Regions from separate parts of the Homo sapiens genome. Here region 2 is linked to region 1. A link is a contact called in ENCODE POLR2A ChIA-PET data. All regions are on one chromosome and are shown on one strand. Each heading gives the region's core, a stretch centred on a gene start or an enhancer-like site at or near the end of the contact. The rest is flanking DNA. Distances are from core to core; before and after follow the strand shown.

Evidence for each region. ChIA-PET counts read pairs that join two places held with the same protein, here RNA polymerase II (POLR2A).
Region 2: POLR2A ChIA-PET joins it to region 1 with 10 read pairs in T-cell. The contact joins the promoter of TEF here to the promoter of THAP7-AS1 in region 1. POLR2A ChIA-PET finds 5 or more read pairs at or near these places in 2 of 52 experiments (T-cell and activated naive CD8-positive, alpha-beta T cell).

Annotation. Positions count from the first base shown.
Region 1 is chr22:21,000,639-21,004,103 of GRCh38, reverse strand. It overlaps THAP7-AS1 (THAP7 antisense RNA 1), which reads right to left and starts at 2,182. Exons shown (of 2, transcript NR_027051.1): 1 at 1,275-2,182. It overlaps THAP7 (THAP domain containing 7), which reads left to right and starts at 1,986. Exons shown (of 4, transcript NM_030573.3): 1 at 1,986-2,272; 2 at 2,693-2,848; 3 at 3,317-3,457. The coding sequence starts at 2,193. RefSeq lists silencers at 991-1,381, 2,023-2,132, 2,153-2,322 and an enhancer at 2,923-3,132.
Region 2 is chr22:41,380,099-41,383,533 of GRCh38, reverse strand. It overlaps TEF (TEF transcription factor, PAR bZIP family member), which reads right to left and starts at 1,592. Exons shown (of 4, transcript NM_003216.4): 1 at 1,333-1,592. The coding sequence starts at 1,489. LOC105373042 (a long non-coding RNA gene) reads left to right here and starts at 1,623. Exons shown (of 3, transcript XR_938271.3): 1 at 1,623-1,794. RefSeq lists enhancers at 754-833, 1,615-1,909 and silencers at 1,044-1,743, 1,774-2,373.

The DNA of each region.
Region 1 (3,465 bases), core at 933-3,432:
AGCAGATATGTATGTCCCTTTCCTGTAGGTGACAGACCCAATTGCTGCACACAGGTGGTCACAGTAAACAGAAAGCTGGCAGCACTCCCACTTGGAAGGGCTGATAGGCTTGGCCTTAGAGTTGTGGGAGGACACTCCCTGATCAGGGTACGAACCCTTCTCTCTGCCCCTTCCAACTCCTGTGGAGTGTGTCTGTATCTAGTTGGTGCTAACTGCTACGTGCTTGGCAGGGCAAGGCAGGGTCACCACCTCAGCAGGCGTTTGTCCTCCTCCGGCATGATGCTACCCTAGCTGCCCAAGGTTCTAGCCTGTGTATGTTATTACATGGATTTTTTTACACATAAATACATAGACTTCAACTCACTTTTCTTTTTACAAAGTATACAATATACCTTGGATGTATTTATATCCCAAGACAGGGTTCTCATTCTTTTTCATGTGTTTTACTGTATGGGTAATATGGGTAATAATTTTTTTTTTTTTCTGAGACAGAGTCTCGCTCTGTAGCCCAGGCTGGAGTGCAGTGGCGAAATCTCAGCTCACTGAAATCTCCGTCTTCCGGGCTCCATCTTACATGCCCATAATCCCAGCTACTCAGGACGCTGAGGTAGGAGAATTGCTTGAACCTGGGAGACAAAGGTTGCAGTGAGCCGAGATTGCACCACTGCACTCCAGCCTGGGCAACAGAGCTAGACCCTGTCTCAACAACAACAACAAAGAAGGAGGAGAAGGAGGAAGAAGGAGAAGAAAAGAAAAAAAAAAGTCGTCAAAGGATATTAATTGTCGATAGATAACAGATAATGCCAAAAAATATAGAAGCAATTCTTAAAACACAGTGTTGGAACTGGTCCACAGCTCTGATTTTTAATGAGCTCCCATTTCTGAGGCCAATATAAACTTCATTCTATGCTGCCCATCTCTGACAGGTGGGCATTAACTACCAGCCCCCCACGGTGGTCCCTGTGGGAGACCTGGCCAAAGTGCAGCGGGCGGTGTGCATGCTGAGCAACACCACGGCCATCACGGAGGCCTGGGCCTGCCTGGACCATAAGTTCGGCCAAGTGCGCCTTAGTGCACTGGTACGTGGGGGAGGGCATGGCAGTGGGGGAATTCTCCGAGGCCCGCGAGGATCTGGCAGCTCTGGAGGATTATGAAGATGTGGGCATGGATTCCGTGGAAGCTGAGGCTGAAGAAGGCGAAGAATAGTGAGGGGAGGGTGCGGCAGGCAACCATCCCTCTGTATTCCCCACCATAACGCTAGGAGAGCTAATTACCTATTAAAATTTCCGTATTGCAAATTAGCCGGGCGTGGTGGCGGGCGCTTGTAGTCCCAGCTACTGTGGAGGGTGAGGCAGCCGAATGGCGTGAACCCGGGAGGCGGAGTTTGCAGTGAGCCGAGATCGCGCCACTGCACTCCAGCCTGGGCGACAGAGCGAGACTCCGGTCTCAGGAAAATAATAATAAAATAAAAAATAAAATTTCTGTATTGCGATACTGTCTTTCTCCTGTGTTGTACTTTGAGAGATTCCTCCTCCAGATAACCCTCCCTGAAGTCCACCTCCCCAGTACGAGAGTGAGTGCGGGCTCTGGTTTTTGTCGGGTTCTTTCGTGCAAGCGTCCCAGGCCCCGTTTTATTTCTTCCGTCAGAGGTCATTCCGAGGCGAGCTGCCGCCCCTGCGGCTTTCGAGGCTCCCAGGACACTGCCGCTTTCCGCTCCCGGGCCGCTCCCGAACGCTGGGGCCGCTCCATCGTGCCGGGGTGTTTACGGAGAAAAGTGAGGCCTGAGCGGACGAAAGAGAAGCCCACGTGGGCGACAATACTGGTAGTCCAGGGAGCTGGGACGACGCGGGCGCGTCAGAAACTCGCACGCTCGCGCCGCTTACTAACCCAGCTAGCTAGGACCTCGCCCCGCCCCGCCCCGGTGGCGGGGGCACCTCCGGCTCTCCAGTCTCTATGGTACCAACTTCCGGCGCGCGCTACCCCTCGCGAGACTTCGGCGGCGCAGCAATGGCCAGAGCGTGAGTGCCGCTGACAGAAGTCAAGAGAATCGGCTGGGACGGGGTTGGGGCGACAACGGGCCGGGGGGGACCCGACAGGCCAGAGCCCCTTGGGGAGGAGCGGCGGCTGGAGGCGCGAGGCTCCTCCGGATGCCCGGAGAGCCGCTTGCGACTTAACTCCCGCCTCTTTCCCAGATGCCGCGTCACTGCTCCGCCGCCGGCTGCTGCACACGGGACACGCGCGAGACGCGCAACCGCGGCATCTCCTTCCACAGGTCAGCGCGCGTGCGCCGCGGGCTCACGTGCGCATGCGCTAGTTGTTGCTCGCCTCGGGTCGCAACTGCGTAGAGGCTTCGCGCCTTTCTCAGATACTGAGGAGGCTTGAACCTGTGGGTGGGAGGTGAAGCGGAACGGTCCCGGCGGGACTGAATGCAGTCGGGAAGGGGAGGACGGGAAGTCTAGCCGGCTTGGACCCGCCCCACTCTGTTACCTGCCAGATGACGCTGAGGAAACTGCTTTTCTTCTCGAGGCCTCCGTTGCCTCGTCTGTGCCCGGGCGGTGGTGCTTACCCGGCGGGGTCGCAGGGAGGTCTCGTGGCGGCGCGTGTTGGGTCTGCGTTTCCCCTCTGGGGTGCTTGGGCAGCATGAGCCCAGGGCTGTGGACAGCCTGGTGCTCACGGGTTTGTGGCTCCACAGACTTCCCAAGAAGGACAACCCGAGGCGAGGCTTGTGGCTGGCCAACTGCCAGCGGCTGGACCCCAGCGGCCAGGGCCTGTGGGACCCGGCATCCGAGTACATCTACTTCTGCTCCAAACACTTTGAGGAGGACTGCTTTGAGCTGGTGGGAATCAGGTGGGCCTCCCTGCCGGCCGACGCTGGGGTAGGATGTGGGGCTCCCGGCGGACTGGGACAGCTGCAGGTCATGGAAGTCCCTTGAGCAGCCTGCGTCCAAGGGGGCTGTTTCCTGTTCCCAGCTCTGCACAGTGAAACCCACCCCCAGGATCACTGTGCCTGTGACACAAGGGGAAAACAGGAGCCTTTCCAGAGAGTATCTTTCAGAGCCCCAGTCTTGCCAGCAAGTCCACAAATCAAAGAATTCTTTCTGGCTGGTCAGCCCAGCTCGGCTTATGCAGGCTTTCCACACACCTGGACTGTGAGGAGTCCTGCGGGGAAGCGATTGGTGTAGCTGTAACTTGGCGTTCCCCAGACGTATTGTTTGCACGATGCCTTCCAGCATCCCACGGCGCTGCTGCTGGGGGCAGATTGGCCTGGGGAGGCAGCACTTGCTCTCCAGCTCATCTGGGTTGCTTTTCCCCGCAGTGGATATCACAGGCTAAAGGAGGGGGCAGTCCCCACCATATTTGAGTCTTTCTCCAAGTTGCGCCGGACAACCAAGACCAAAGGACACAGTTACCCACCTGGCCCCGCTGAAGTCAGCCGGCTCAGACGATGCAGGAAGCGGTATGTGA
Region 2 (3,435 bases), core at 343-2,842, about 20 Mb before region 1:
GGAGAATACCCTCTAGGACTGTTAATGAAATAAGATGATGTCAGCGTGCTTTGCGAGCACTCTACGAATATCGGGTAGAATTCTTGTTATGGATGGTTATTACCTGGTAATTTCAAACAAGAAACTGTCAGATGTGTACACCTGTCCCTGCAGCTTGTCTCAGCCCCAGATTTGGAACAAAGCACCGTCTCAAAAACAAACAAAAGGGTTTGTGCACATGAGGTCCCAAAGCAGGAGGAGAGAGGCTGGCCTCACCTGATGTGCTGAAGCTATTTATAACTCAACAGTGACAGCCACAGGGATGGGAGCCTCAGCATACACCCAGGAAAGGAAGAGAAATGGCATTTTAAAAAGGAAAATCCATTCCCCAGGCCAGACAACTCTCGAAGGCCTATCCCTTTCCCAAACCCTGAATAACTGATGGCTCTTGGAAATGCAAAGGTCTCACACTCAAAGTATACCTCAGTGCACCCACAACCCCACCACAGGCGGCCCTCCTGCTGCTCCCTGCACCCCATCTCCCAGGGCGAAAAACAAGGCCAGACCTGCTTTCCGTATACGCCCCAGTGACGTTCCTGGCCTAGGCAAAAAGATGAAGCTCAGTCCTGCCGCCGTGGCCCCAGAATCTAAGGGTCAGCCCCAACCAACCAGGCGAAGGGCCTCAGTGGACTCATCTGACCCTCATCGTTTCTCTGCTTGGCCCAAAACTCCCCTCCCAAGGCGCCTCACACTACTCGCCCACACCCCCCCCACCCGCTCAGCAGAAGCCCCGCAACAGAAAGGCTCCCGTTGGACCTAGTAGCTGGCGCTACTCACACCCAGGGAGGAAGCCAGGTCCCTCCGGGAGGGGTAAGGCCACGTACGATGACAGTTCGCTACCCTAGGCCTGCGCTTCCTAAACTTTGGTGTACTTGGAAAATAATGGGGGTGCGGTGGGGTGCTCCTTAAAATGCAAGACCCCTGTCCCAGTGACCGCAGATTGGGTGGGGCGCAGGAACCAGCAATTTAAACAGGCATCCCGAGTGACTCCGATGCAGGTGGCCCCGGGGGAGGGGCCCTGGAGCGTCATTTAAGTGACTGCTCCCGATCCCCTTCCGCCTCCTCAAAACCTCTCCCCACCCTCTCCCGCCAGACCCACCGTCTCAGCCCGCCCCTGACCCTCTGTCCTCAGCCCCCCGGCCTCGTCCTCCAGGCTCCTGGTCATCCAGGCCCCATCCCCCTCCGCTGGACCACTGCTCCCTGACCCACTGCCTCCCCGGCCCCGCCCTCACGAGGCCCCGCCCCTGTATAAGCCCCGCCCCCAGCCCGCGCGGACCACCCCCCCGCCCTCACCGAGGCGCGCCTCGCGCGGGGGGTTCTCCATCAGCTTCTTCAGGACCAGGGGGAAGGACCCCGACAGGCCCCTTTCCCCAGCTGCGCGCCCCGGCCCCGGACCGGGTCCTGCCTGCGGGTCCACAGGCGGCTTCTTTCCGCCGCCCGCGTCGGACATCGTGCCCCGGACTCGGCTCGCGCACCTCGCCTCCCCCGCCCGCCCCCCGAGATGGGCCGGAGCCGTGCGACCCGCTGCAGCTGCCGACACGGGCAGCTACTGCGCAGGCGCCCAATGGCGCCCCCGCCTCCTTCCATCGCTACCCCGCCTGCGGACCGGCTCTGGCACATTAATTATTCATGAGGCCAGGCCAGCTTCCCCGGATCGTTGCTCTGGATTGGTCCAGCCTGCGAGAGGGGCAGGCGCAGATCCTCGGGCCGTGATTGGTCGGGCAGCCGGGATAAGATAGACACGTGCGGGGCCAGGTGAGGACCCTCGCGGAGGCCCCGCCCCGCCGCCCCTGTGTCCCCTGATTGGCGCCTGCTGGAGTCTTTGTGGTGGGCCTTCCTCGGCGCGGTCCCTTCCCTCCTACCAGTGTTCCCCCTTCACCGCCCTCTTCATAACCCCCGCCCTCCCCAACCACCGCAGCCTCTCCCTCTTGTCCCCGACTTGCAACCTTCCCGACGCGCCACCGAAGAGGGGCGGAGCTCGGAGCGGCCAGGCCGGCCAAAGCGACCTATCCGAGCTCCTGCTCGCGCGGCGTGTCCACCCCCCGCGGGTCACGTGGAGCCGCAGCCGAGTCTGGTCGCGGGGGGAGGGGGCAGAGGAGGAAGGCGCGGGAACAGCCAATGGAGGGCGGGGGCGGGGCCCGGGGCGGTGCACGAGGCGCCGCACGTGCGGGGCTGTGGCGGGGCGGGAGGGGAAGGGAGGGACGGGTCTTTTTGTTCTGGGGACTCTGCCCAGGGTCGCGGGGCAGGGACGCTGAGCTTAGCCCGCACTTCTGCTCCCACGCGACCCAGAGGTCGCCTGAGGGCAGGGCCGGGGACCGCGACCTGCCAAGTCGTAGGGATGGCCTGAGCAGGCTTGGCCGCCCTAGAGCGGGGTGTCGGGTTGCCCACGCATCCAGATCAACACTAGCGTGGAGGGAGCATTCCTGAAGCTCTGACCTGAGCCAGGGCCCGAGTACATGTTTCCGCCCTCCCACTTACTAGCTTATGACCTTGGGAAAGTCCGGTTGCTTCACTGGAGCTTGTTTCCTCGGCCATAAAATTAAGAGGTTGGGCTAGAGAATCTCCACAGTCCCAAACAGATGTGAAATTCTTTTCCTTTCTAGAACTCTCCCTTCTTTTACCTAGAAAACAAAAACCTCCTTGACACCAGGTACCGATGCCACGTTTTGTGGGAGAACCACCTCCTCTCTTAAAATATAAAGCCTCCCCGGGAGTTCCGCAGAAATCCGTAAAAATGTAATATGTGGCGCGGTACACAAATGGAAAGCTGCTCCTAAACAGCGCTCAGAACTTTGTACCTCTTTATAGTACAGATCAGACTCCGCTGCAAACCCAGGCAACATTAGACTCCCCGCTTAACTCCCGGAAGGCAGAGAGCTTGGCTTGTTTATCCAGCATCCCTACAGTGGCCCAGCCCTTCTAGCAGGAGGGGTTGGGGGGGTGGTATAGTGATAGTCCTTGGTTCAGGGGGTAGATGCATGATCCAGACACCCACAGCCAGCTAAAAGTTATCAAGCTGATGCAATCAGAATTTTGCTGGGGCTGGGCTTGGTGACTCACGCCTGTAATCCCGGCACTTTGGGAGGCAGAGGTGGCGGATCACCTGAGGTCAGGAGTTCGAGACCAGCCTGGCCAACAGGGCGAAACTCCGACACTACTGTAAGTACAGAAATAATTAGACGGGCATGGTGGCTGGCGCCTGTAATCCCAGGTACTGGGGAAGCTGAGGCACGAGAATCGGTTTGAACCTGGGAGGTGGAGGTTTCAGGGAGCCGAGATCGCGCCACTGCAGTCAAGCCTGGGCGACAGAGGGAGACTCCATGTCAAAAAAATAAATAAATAAAAATAATTTTGCGGCGGGGTAAGGAGGAAAAAGAAGTTGGGTAGCTGACCAGG